Linked DNA regions of Homo sapiens: region 1 is linked to region 2. The links are chromatin contacts, found by Hi-C or POLR2A ChIA-PET in ENCODE. All regions are on one chromosome and are shown on one strand. The core of a region is the stretch at or near the end of the contact, and the rest is flanking DNA. Distances in the headings are between cores, read along the strand shown. Region 1 overlaps LOC105375070 (a long non-coding RNA gene). Region 2 holds the start of LINC03040 (long intergenic non-protein coding RNA 3040).

Region 1 (6,184 bases), core at 1,374-3,873, 130 kb after region 2:
TGTTTCAGAGTAACCTCTGCTGTTCCCGTGGGAGTGGGACAACCAGGAAAAGGCCTCAAAAACCAACCTGGAAGGTTTTTCAAACAAAAGAGTGTGATTTCCTTCAAGGGAGGGGAGGAAAAAGGGAAAAAAAAGTATCCCCCACAGCCCTCCTTGGCTCCAACGGCCTCAGTCGCTGTCTTGGGTGCATTTAGTGGTTTGGCAACTGTGGGCGTATTTTAAAATCTGCTGTCCAGGCAGAGAGACAAAGGAGGCTGGGATGGGGCCAGGGGAGACCTCAGAGGACAGGGGTATTCATCTTGTTAAAAATAACCCACCCTGGTGCTATTTCTATTGAGCTTGGCAAACAGAGCTGTGTGATTTTCCCTTTTTTCGGCCATGCTTTGCTTGAACCATCTGATAAAAATAGTAGATAACAAGCTCAAAAAAAACCTGGGCTATTTTTACATGTAAGCCCCACTTGGAGTGAGCCCGGAGTGGGGTGGCCGGGGAACAGGGAGGTGGCCAAGAAGTGGGGAAGCCTTGGGTAGTTGGGTGGGGGCAGGCCTGGGACCACAGAGGACCAGGGAAGGGAGGAGACCAGGAAAGGGAGGTGATGCCTTCGCCTGTGTCCACAGCTCAGGGTCAACAAACAGGAGCCAGTCTCTCCTGACCCATCGTGGATCTCCCGGTTTCCCAGGCCCTGCTGGCCCCTGCCCCGACCTTCAGTGCTGTTCCCACCACCCTCCCCAGCGCCTGCTTACCCGAAGGCTCCATGGGAGGCTGGGCCTCATAGGAAGCAAGCACTGGGCATACTTCAGGGCTGGGTTAGCAGCGCCAGATGCTACAGACAGGGAGAAGAATCTTCAGGGGGATACCTGGGACCCCAGGAATGCAGGGGGGCAGGCACTGGAAAGATGGGGGGGGATCGGCTGCCCCAGCCAGACAACTGGCCATCCAGGTGGCATCAGCCAGTACATGGTTTCCTGCAGCTGGACCATAACTCTGAGTGTGGAGGCCACACACTCAGCCCTTGAAGGAGACCCACTTCGCTGTGTGGGTGAGCGGTGGCTGTGCACGCACCTGTCCAGTAGTGCACCCCCTGAAGGTAGCAGCCTTGGGCAACTCATGGCTGGTTCCCACCATGCCTGTCATCGATCCATGACAGAATCACTGCTTAGGGCAGGGGGACCTACTGAATGAACACATAGCAGCATGGGGGGCAGAGGTGGGAGCCGTAGGCAGGGGCTGCTCATACCAGGAGAGGTGCCTGGACAGAGGGGGTGGCTGGCCCTCAGAAGTGGGGCTGGGAGACCAAAATCGGGGCAGCCTTCATGGCCAGAAGGCACAGGCCTCCTTCCCTTTGAGCTAGAGATCAGGCCGGCACCCAGCTCACACACCAACCTCTGCTGGAGCTCTGTGAGGTCTGGCCGGGGCCTACAGGACTACTGCGTGAAATTTTCACAACTTAAGCCCTTGGGCTCATGAGTCTGGGGATTTCCTATGGGCAGAAATTGAGCTTTCCCCATCAGACTCCCTAAGGGCAGGGTGGGTCTCCCCACAGCCATCCCCTTCCCCATACCCACAGGTACAGCCAGTCTGGAAGTGGAAGCCCAGCACAGACACCCTGGGAACATCTGGGACTCACCTCACTCTCCCATCTTGGCTTGTGCCACCACGTGACCTCATCCTGCTCAAGGCAGATTCCACGGTGGGGAACTTAGAAAGGCATGTTCTCATTCCCCACAGCAACCTTGACAGGTTGGTAGGGCAACCCATTACCAGGTAAAAGATGGTGAAACTGATCCAGGGATGGAAGCCACACAGCATGCAAGAGGCACCTCCCCCAGGCTGGCCACGGGCTCCCTGCAGCCTAGCCAGCCTAGAGACATGCCCAGCTCCTCTCTAACTCCTGTGGCCCTCAGCTGGTCACAGCCCTCAGGCCTCTCCTAGGCAACCAAGCAGACATAAATGCACTAAGGAATGAGCTCCCCAAGGCCACCAAGAGGTGTCTGGAGCATTTGGAGCACTTGCTTGTCAGAGCACTGGACAGGGAGTCAAGACTCCTAGGCAGGCTTTGCAGCAACTCATTGTGCGACCTATGGAAAGTCATTTCCTCTCTCTCTCTCTCTCTCTGGCTCTCACTTTCCCTAGCAAATGCTCCTTGTGGGAGAAACATTTTTAACCCCAGGACCTGGCTCACAACAGGCCTCAGTATTTCAACTAAATAGATGGAAGAGTGAGTCAATGCGGGGATGCAGCAGGGCTGGACCAAGCCCCTTCTGGGCCTATCACTTAAAAGCTTCTAGGCTGATGTCCCCCAGGAAAGGCACATGTTCCCAGTTGCCCCAGAGCCATCCCTTGTCTCTAGAATAGCCATGGCCTGTCCACAGCCAGGAGGGCCAGTCCTGCAGGCACTGCAGCCACCAGCACCTGCCTGAGACTAGGGTTTCTTTCTCAGCCCTCCACCCTCCCTGGGGCTTGTTTCCCATCATTACCTCTGCCAGTCATTCCTGAGGGTCACATGCTTGCGAGGGAGCACAGTGGGCTATGGGCCTCCCTGCTGTCCCCTCCTTCTTCATTGTTCCTGGGCACTGTTGACTTTACAGGAGCAGCTGGAAACCCATGATGAGGGCGGGCTGATGTTGGGCCCAGGACTGGTGGGGCCAGTTTCTCAGATGAAACTTCAATGCAGGTAAAAGGCAAACAGATAAACAGGAGGCCAAAGGGCACCTCTGCCCAGGGGCATGGGCATGGAATGTGGGCAGTGGGGACAGTGCCCAACTGAGCCCCAAGACATCAGGGGGCTTAAACACATTTTAAACCTCTAGTCCCCCTGAACCAGCTTAGATCTCCTCAGTCTTTGTGGGTTCAGTTTATTCCACTTTGAATATGTGGTCCCAGTGCAATAGGCTCCTATGGGTCAGAAATTACTGAGAGCTGTCATTGAGTGAGCATCAAGAGTGCCAGGGACTGTGCTTATGTCTCATGTAAGCATGGTAAAAATACCACCAGGTAAGGATTATTACTAACCTTGTTTTCCAGATGAGAAAACAGAGACTCAGAGAGGTTAAGTAACTTGCCCAAGGCACACAGCCAGAGAGTGGCAGGGTGGGAGCTGAAGACTTTCCATCTAGTCCTTCTCTCCTGGCCCCTGCTACAACCCTATCCAAGCCCCCACCATCTCTCACCTGGGCTGCTGCAGGGTATCCTTGCTGGCCTCCTGTGTTCACCCTCACCTCGTTCCCTACAGTGAATTCACACAGCAACCAGAGAGAGCCTGTTAAAGTGTAAGTCAGATCAGGTCCTTCCTCCACTCACTTCATTTGTGGATGTACTATGACCACACGATCTGCTCCCCTGTTACCTCCCTGACCTCAGCTCCTCCACTCGCCCCTTCATTCTGCTCCAAACATACTGGCTTCGCTCCTTGTTCCTTTAACACGAGCATCGACTTACCTGCCTCAGAGCCTTTGCGCTTACTGCTCCTGCCGCCTGAAAACTCTTCCCCATATATCCACTCTGTTGGCTCTATCAGGGCTCTGCTCAAATGTCACCTTTTCAGAAAGGCCTGCCCTGCCCTTCTTGGGTAAAGTAGCCTGCTATCTCCTGTCTACGCTCCATCCCCTTCCCCTGCTTTATATTTCTTCAGAAGCAAATATGGCCACTGACTAGTGTATTTGAATGTTACCTGATCTACCAGAATGCAATCTCCACGAAGGCAAGGTTTTTCACCTGTTTTATTCATTGCTGTAACCACAGACCCTAAAGTGGTGCCTGGTACATGGTAGGTACTCAGTAAATAGTTGTCGAACACATGAATTAAAGAATGAACGACACTAGAACTGCCCCTCTTATGCACTCTACTCTTTCCAGCCTCTGTGCTCTCTGTCCCCAAATTTTCCTCGTGGGTGCAGACAAGTCTGCCTCCTTCTGCAGATTAGGGACCCCTCAGGGTGAGGGCTGACTTTAGCTCCTGTTTATTCCACTACCCACCGTGTCCCCACCCAGCATCCCTTTGCCTAGCAGCTCCAAGCATTGCCCTAAGCACATAGAGGGTGATCCAGAAAAGTCTATGGAAGCATAAGGCTTTCCATTCCTGACTTATTTCCCCTCTGTGAGTCTGCCACCCACTGAGGAGGGGAATTGATCCTAGAACTGCTGGGTGATCATCCAGCGATGACTGGGTAAGCCTCATCTCTATGCCAGGCACTGCACTGGGCACTGGCAGACCCTGGTATGAAATGGGTGCTTGACAAAACTGTGCTGCCTTATCCAAGTGAATGAGGTCCACTGACCCAAGATGGACTGTTGGATACCTAGACTCCTGGCTGGCCCTCCACTAGGCAGCCCACCCTGCCAGCTCTCCCACATGGCAGCGCAAGCCTCTACTTCCATTCTCTGCTCTGGCCTGCCATGGCACGCTGAGTCTGCCCCCTCCCCAGCTCCTCTTGGGGGGTGGGGCCTGCCTGCTCTCTGCTCAGATTCTATCCCAGCCTGGGTCCTGAGAGAAGCACATGGACCCTCTGAACCTTGGTTTCCTGATCTGTAAAATGGGAGCCCAGGATAAGTCTTGCTTCCCTTTAAACAAACTCAGATTTCTACAAAGACGCCCTCAGGGAACTCTCTCTCCCCACTTTACAAAGGGATTCATCACAGATCTTTTTAAATAGCCAGTAATTTGACCTCATGACTTAGAATATAGGATGCAATTTACAAAATAAATTTCTGATAGAGAGCTGGTTCCCAGATCTGGGTATTTGCCGCACCGCTCCTGCTCTCCTGGGCAAGTCTCTGGGAAACTGGGGAGAGGGCTGGTGTATTAATAGAAGAGCATTGGCAGGTTCTTTATGAGAAATTGAAGTAACCTGAAGTAAGACAGGTCACCTGTCTGTGCCCTGGAGGCAGATATGAGAACCTGGTACAGGAGTGGCCCTTAGTAACGCCACGAGAGGCACTTAGGAAAGCTGGCTCAAGGGCTTTTATAGACCTCACTCCAATGCCAGGACCCTGGAACTGACATGCTCATTTACAAATGGACAGAACTGAAGCCTGGAGAGGCTGGTTTACAAATGGCAGAACCAAAACCCAAACCTAGCTCTCCTGGCTCCTGGCTGATTCTCCCACCACTCCTTAAAGTTGGTCCTCTGGAGACTTCCTTCGGCCTTGCCTCCATGCTTAAAGTTGGACTCGTATTTTCAGGAGAGGCTGTAGATTTTCTCTAGGACTCCCATTTTTTTCTTCTAGATCCTTTGTTCCAACAGAAGCCGTCTACAAGAAGATGAGTAGGAGTCAGAAGTTCAGACTTTAGTGAGAAAAACAGAGCCACTCTGGAAAGGCAATATGGTAGGGTAATGGTTCAGACCAAGGACTCTCAGAGCCAGGCTACATGAGTTTAGATCCCAGCTCTCCTACCTGTCAGCTGTGTGACAGTTTTAGCTTTCTATGCCTCCGTTTTCTCTTTTGTAAATTGGAGTAATGCTAGCACCAGTCTCCTAGGATTATGAGATAACCTTTGAGTGAATTGACATATGCAAGATGTCTAGAACAGTACAGGGCAGAGACAGAGTGCTAGACAAGCACTGACATTATTGATAAGTAGAACTGCCAGCACCATGTCTGGACCCTGGTGATATGGACACAGAACTTTTATAATTTAAAAAAGAGAGAAATGATTGCAAATTCCTACTCATCCTTCAGAACCCATTCAAACATAACCCTCTCCTTGCTGGTAGTGTTTGTTCTCTCTCTTTAGGGCTCTCATAGGAGTTTGCATCCCTCAAGTATGCAATGCAGAGAAGGAAAAGTGAGTTCACATGTATAAACACGTAATATATACCAGGCACTGCTAGATAAACTTTCTAGAGTTTATCTCATTCATTCTCCACAATAACACTGGGAGGTGATATAATTATCACCCTTTTAAAGGTAAAGAAACTGGGGTTCAGAGAAGTAAGAGACTTGGTAAGAGACTAAGTCTGGCAGGAGACTAAGCCAGAAATTAAATCCACTTAGCATTTCTCATCCCGTGTTTAGTTCCTGGTTTCATGTTTGCCTCCCCCGCTAGGCTGACAGCATCCCAGAATTTTTTACCCGGGTTAGTAACAGGCAGATTTCTGGGAGAGGGGGTGTATGTTGTTCATTACTCATCAAGATTTTTGCTCCAAAAAGATTAAGAACTCCCATCTCCCACTTCTTTAGATTC
Region 2 (5,865 bases), core at 471-2,970:
CACTGCCACGGCCCCGCGGGGGAGGGCGTGGGCGCGGGCGGCGGGGGAGAAGGCGGCCATTGTGCACCGAGGGATTAGGGCTCTGGCCTGGAAGGAATTTTAAACTGCCGCGAGCCGGAGCCCCAGGACTCTCCTCCTGCCCCACCCCTGCCCTCCGGAGCACGCTGAGGTGTTTACCTGCTTTCCTATGTCTGGGGTGGAGGGGGTGTCCTCTCTCCTCCCTCAAACTGGAGGCACCTAGGGTTACCAGATCTGGCAAATAAAAACACAAGACTTCCAGTTAAACTGGATACTTTAAATAGTGTAAGTCTGTCCCAAATATTGTATGGGACAGACTTATGCTAAAATATTATTCGTTGTTTATCTGATATTCAATTTAATTGGACGTCTTGTATTTTTTTTCCTGGCAGCCCTTGAGGCATTGAAATCTCTAATCCATGTCTGGAAACAGATTGATGGTTCCCGAAAGTCCAGTGGGTATGCCTCATTTGAGAGATCCCTAAGGGCAGGGTCGTGTCTCTCCCCTTACACTGGGAGTTTCCTGAAGCCCAGATACTGAGTTTCACCCTAAAGAAGGCAGCTCTGAGAGCACTATATGTGTCCCCCGTCAGACTGGGAGCTTCCTGAGGACAGGGGCTAAATTTCACCCATGAGAGTAACGCTTCAAGGTCAGTGTCTGTGACCTGTGACACTGGGGTTTCCTGAGGCATGGTCTGTCCGCTTCCTAGAGGGCAAGTCTCTCTCCTCCCTCACGTCTCACTCTCCCACCCCCACCCCACCCCAGGCTGCTGGAGGCTCCTCCTCCATTAGTGTTGCTTCCTGCCCATAGGGGGTGCTAGGGGCCCAGCGGACTGGCCTACGGATGGATGGGACCTGTTTATTGGGACTCGGGGCTTCAGTCCTTCGGGGTTGATGCACTTGAGAATAATGAGGGTGGGGTCCCCAACCTGTGAGGCTTGCTGAGGCAGTTGAGGGCCAGGTCTACTGGGGCCAGAGGCGGTGGCCAGCATGTGGGAGAAGCTCTGGGTGCTGGGTACCCACTGTTTCTTCCAGGAAGGGACAGTGTGGCCCTTGGTACAGAACATCCTGCCCACCTCCTCTCATAACCATTGAAGCCAAGCCCCAGTCCTCCACCAGCCTCTCCAGACCCCACTGCCTAACCTTTGCTTGTGCTGTTCTTTCTGCCAGAAACACTCTGTCTTCCTGCTTTGAGGACAGCTGAAGTCTTGCCACTTCTTCTGGATGCTCTGACCATCAGTAAGGTGGGCTGCTTGTGCCTGGGGGTCTTCTGGTGAAAAGAGCCCTCCATCTACTCCCTCCTTCCTCAACAACTTTGGCCACAGGGGCCAAAGAGGGGGCCAAGGTGGGGGAGGGGAGAGACAGGAACATTGGGGGAGCATAGGCAGAAGGGGAGTAAGAATAGGAACCTCCTTCCCCCCAACCCATCCCCCTGAAGCCCCTTCACAAGTCCCTTCATCCCCTCAGGGCCTCTGAACTCTTTCTCCTTGAAGCTGAGGGAAGCCCTGGAGAAGCGCTTTCCCACGGTCACAGCCTCAACAAACCCCTGCCCCCTTCTCCTTTGACTGCAGCCACCTCAGTCTCACCCTCCGCAGAATGCAGGCCCACTCCGTTGCTGAAGGGCCTCCTCCTTGGGCCAGGGCGCCTGCTTCTGCCAGTGGCATCATCACCCCACTCCTCAGCCGCCAGTCATCAGGTTGGCAATTAGCTACTTCCTCTCAGCTGCATGAGGCCACCAAACGTCACAGCCCCTCCCCTGGCCTGCCGCGGCGGGAGTGCTGGGGGCTGCCCCTACCCTTTGTAGTCAGTGCCAAGTCCTGGCTCAGTCCCCCTTCCCTACAACCTACTGAGTGCTAGGGTAATGAGCCTCCCATCTAGGGAGCTGAAAGCCTCGCTGCCTTCTCCCCGCTTCAAACCTCCTCCCCCATGTCACCCTATCCCATTGGGTGAGGACACTCCCGCTGCCTGGGTGGGGTGATGCCTGCTCAAGGGCACTAGCAGCCTGGGTGGGGCTTAAGACTCAGGTGTCTCTGTCCCCAGTCACAGGCGGTTTTCACCAGCCCCTTACCTGGGGCCCAGGAGTCTGAACTGAAGATGGTGGCAGTTATTTGGGAAGGGGAGAGAAATGGGGACTCATTCTACAGACCCCCAAACATGCAGGGGGCAGGCCCTTCATGAACACCCACATGGGCTCATTTGCCTGTGTCTAGGCACACACACGGTTACAATCTAGGCAATGTATGCTCCACTGCACTGTACCCACATGTGCCCCAGGTGGGCAAGTAAGCCCACTTGCCCAGATACCTCTCATGCCCACACATCCCTCCTCCAGGTGTGTGCATGCAAACTCACTGACATACAGTACTCAAAAAGGCAGTGAGCTTGCTGCCACACCAAAAACAAAACCGGGACCCTACAGAGGAATCTAGAAGCATGGGAGGGAAGGAGAGACCACCCCAACACTCGCTACCCCACAGACCAGGGAATCTTCCTGGGGAAGGATGGGAGGAAGTCTGCACTTCAGGGATATGTGTGGGGTACGCAGGTGGGCCGTGGTGGAAGCAGTTGTGTTGGAGTCTGGGTTGGGGGTGGAGGATGTGGATTTCCAGAGAGAATTGAAAAATTCCAACACATATAAACAAAGGCATGTGATCTTAGGCAGATCACTTAACTTCTTGGGGGCCCCAGTGACTGCATCTGTAAAATGGGAATAATGAGAACACCATTTAAACTTGGTTGTCAAATTTATTTTATTTTTATTTATTTATTTATTTTTAGAGACACGGTCTGACTTTGTTACCCCGGCTGGAGTGCAGTGGTGCAATCATGGCTCACTGCAGCCTTAACCTCCTGGGCTCAAGTGATCCTCTCGCCAAGGCTAGGATAAGTAGCTAGGACTACAGATGCGCCCCATCACGCCCAGCTAATTTTACAACTTCTGTAGAGATGGAGTGTTGCTGGGTTGCCCAGGCTGGTCTTGAATTCCTGGGCTCAAGCGATCCTCCTGTGTCCGGAATTGGTGGGTTCTTGGTCTCACTGACTTCAAGAATGAAGCCGCGGACCCTCGCGGTGAGTGTTACAGTTCTTAAAGACAGCGTGTCCAGAGTTTGTTCCTTCTGATGTTCAGATGTGTTCAGAGTTTCTTCCTTCTGGTGGGTTCGTGGTCTCGCTGGCTTAGGGGTGAAGCTGCAGACCTTCGCGGTGAGTGTTACAGTTCTTAGGGCGGCGCGTCTGGAGTTGTCTGTTCCTCCCGGTGGGCTCGTAGTCTCGCTGGCTTCAGGAGTGAAGCTGCAGACCTTCGCGGTGAGTGTTACAGCTCATAAAGGCAGCGTGGACCTACAGAGTGAGCAGTAGCAAGATTTATTGCAAAGAGCAAAAGAACAAAGCTTCCACAGCGTGGAAAGGGATCCCAGCGGGTTGCCACTGCGGGCTGGGGCAGCCTGCTTTTATTCTCTTATCTGGCCCCACCCACATCCTGCTGATTGGTAGAGCCCAGTGGTCTGTTTTGACAGGGTGCTGATTGGTGCGTTTACAATCCGAGCTAGACACAAAGGTTCACCATGTCCCCACTAGATTAGCTAGATACAGAGTGTTGACACAAAGGTTCTCCAAGTCCCCACCAGAGTAGCTAGATACAGTGTCGATTGGTGCATTCACAGTGCTGATTGGTGTGTTTACAAACCTTGAGCTAGATACAGAGTGCCAATTGGTGTATTTACAATCCCTGAGCTAGACATAAAGGTTCTCCACGTCCCCACCAGACTCAGGAGCCCAGCTGGCTACACCCAGTGGATCCTGCACCAGGGCTGCAGGTGGAGCTGCCTGCCAGTCCGGCGCTGTGCGCCCGCACTCCTCAGCCCTTGGGTGGTGGATGGGACTGGGCGCCATGGAGCAGGGGGTGGCGCTCGTCGGGGAGGCTCTGGCCGCACAGGAGCCCACGGAGCCAGGAGGAGTCTCAGGCATGGCAGGCTGCAGGTCCCGAGCCCTGCCCCGCGGGAAGGCAGCTAAGGCCCGGGGAGAAATTGAGCACAGCAGCTGCTGGCCCAGGTGCTAAGCCCCTCACTGCCCAGGGCCGGTGGGGCCTGGCGGGCTGCTCCGAGTGCGGGGTCTGCCGAGCCCACGCCCACCCGGAACTTGCGCTGGCCCGCAAGCACCGCGCGCAGCCCCGGTTCCCGCCCGCCCCTCTCCCTCCACACTTCCTCGCAAGCTGAGGGAGCCGGCTCCGGCCTTGGCCAGCCCAGAAAGGGGCTTCCACAGTGCAGCGGCGGGCTGAAGGGCTCCTCAAGTGTGGCCAAAGTGGGAGCCCAGGCAGAGGAGGCGCCGAGAGTGAGCGAGGGCTGTGAGGACTGCCAGCACCCTGTCACCTCTCACTCCCCCAAAATACTGGGCTTATAGGCAAAAGCCACCACACCTGGCCTGATTGTGAAATTTAAATGAGATAACCCGGCTCAGAGCAGGCCCTGAGTTGACATTACTATGAGGAGACCTTCCCAATATCCTGTCGCTTGATGGTGGGCTTGCCTAAGAGAGCTGCCCTAGGGAGATAAGAAGCCCTCATTCTGGACCTTACCTGACTGCTACATGCTCCCCCCGTTTTTCTTTGATTTCTGGGGTCCAGCCCCAGCCAAGGTGCAAGATACAAGTTGAGAGGCATGGCAGGGCATAGGGATGGGTGATTGGGTGCTACTTTGGACTAGGCTGGGGGTGGGTCTAGGGAAGGACTGGCTACCTGCCCCGCCCCTACCTGGCTGGCACAACAGGTAACTGAGTGCTGACTTTTATTCCTGGGAAGGGAGGAGTCAGGCAGTGCCTCTCTGTCCAGGCAAATGGGATGCAAGGGTCAGGAGCATGGGTGGAGAGGGTTTCTAGGAATATTCCTGAAAGAAGACCTGGGAACAGGCACTGCTGTCAGGAGCTACTGCCTGGGCCTACCAGCCTGTATCCCAGCTCAACAAACATCCTTGTCCTTGTTTCTCAGAGTCTGTATCCACCAGCTACTCTTCCAGATTCATGAGGCAAGGCCTGCCTGCTCACCTGGCTGGCCCCAAGCACCTCTTCAACCTGTTGCCACCGTCCTGCCTTGCTGCCCTTCTCAGCTCATCCAGCAGGGTCTCCAAGTCGTGGAAACAGAAGCACATATACACACATGCTCATATGTACATGCCCACAGTCACATAAGCACACCGAGAAACACCATCGCAGACATGTTCTCACAAGCACATGTGCATAACACTCACTACCCCTCACGCGTATACACATTAATACACACACTCATGCACACTCAGTCTTACACACACAGACACACAGCCATAATCACTGTTGTTGGTTGAATTGTGCCCCCCCATCCCCACCAAAAAGATAAGTTGGAGTCCTAACCCCCAGTACCTGGGGATGTGACCGTAGTTGGAAATAGGGTGTTTGTAGATGTAATCAAATTAAGATGAGATCTTACTGGATTAGAGTGGGCCTTAAATCCAGTGACTGGTGTCCTTATAAGGAGAAAAAGATTTGAAAACAGAGACATGGAGACACAGAGCAGAAGGCCATGTGATGATGGAGTCAGAGATTGGAGTGATGCAGCTATGAGCCGAGAAATACCAAGGTGCTGGCAGCCCCCAGAAGCAAGGAGAGAGGCAAGGAACAATCTCCATCAGAGCCTCTGGAAGAAACAGACTCTGCCAACACCTTGATTTCAGACTTTTGGCCTCCTTCACTGTGCGAGAATACGTTTCTGTTGTTTTAAACTACTGAGTCACCAAGTCTGTGGTACTGTGTTATGGCAGCCCCGGCAACAAATCCAATCACACACACACACACACACACACACACACACACACACACACACAC

What was found. Hi-C counts contacts between places; a loop is a spot of excess contacts on that map. ChIA-PET counts read pairs that join two places held with the same protein, here RNA polymerase II (POLR2A). Pooled maps may share reads with other maps.
Region 1: a map of A673 shows a loop between it and region 2 (2.6-fold over the local background). The contact joins the enhancer-like site here to the promoter of LINC03040 in region 2. A Hi-C loop is called at or near these places in 1 of 168 maps with a recorded cell type or tissue (A673), 2 of 37 single-sample maps with no recorded cell type and 4 of 50 pooled maps. POLR2A ChIA-PET finds 5 or more read pairs at or near these places in 2 of 52 experiments (A673 and Caco-2).

What each region holds. Positions count from the first base shown.
Region 1 is chr6:43,870,855-43,877,038 of GRCh38, reverse strand. The region is part of intron 2 of LOC105375070 (a long non-coding RNA gene); the gene reads right to left. Among named protein-coding and RNA genes, the nearest start is that of LINC01512, 17 kb to the left of the region's middle. Within about 2 kb of position 2,623, at least 4 of the 41 ENCODE cell types and tissues checked have a DNase peak (open chromatin) inside an H3K27ac peak, as active enhancers do.
Region 2 is chr6:43,996,440-44,002,304 of GRCh38, reverse strand. It overlaps LINC03040 (long intergenic non-protein coding RNA 3040), which reads right to left and starts at 1,720. Exons shown (of 3, transcript NR_160956.1): 1 at 1,605-1,720; 2 at 178-252. It overlaps SCIRT (stem cell inhibitory RNA transcript), which reads left to right. Exons shown (of 5, transcript NR_125864.1): 2 at 1,189-1,262; 3 at 1,590-1,714; 4 at 2,797-3,087; 5 at 4,997-5,865. LOC124901321 (a long non-coding RNA gene) reads right to left here. Exons shown (of 2, transcript XR_007059591.1): 2 at 2,751-3,354. RefSeq lists an enhancer at 1,464-1,613.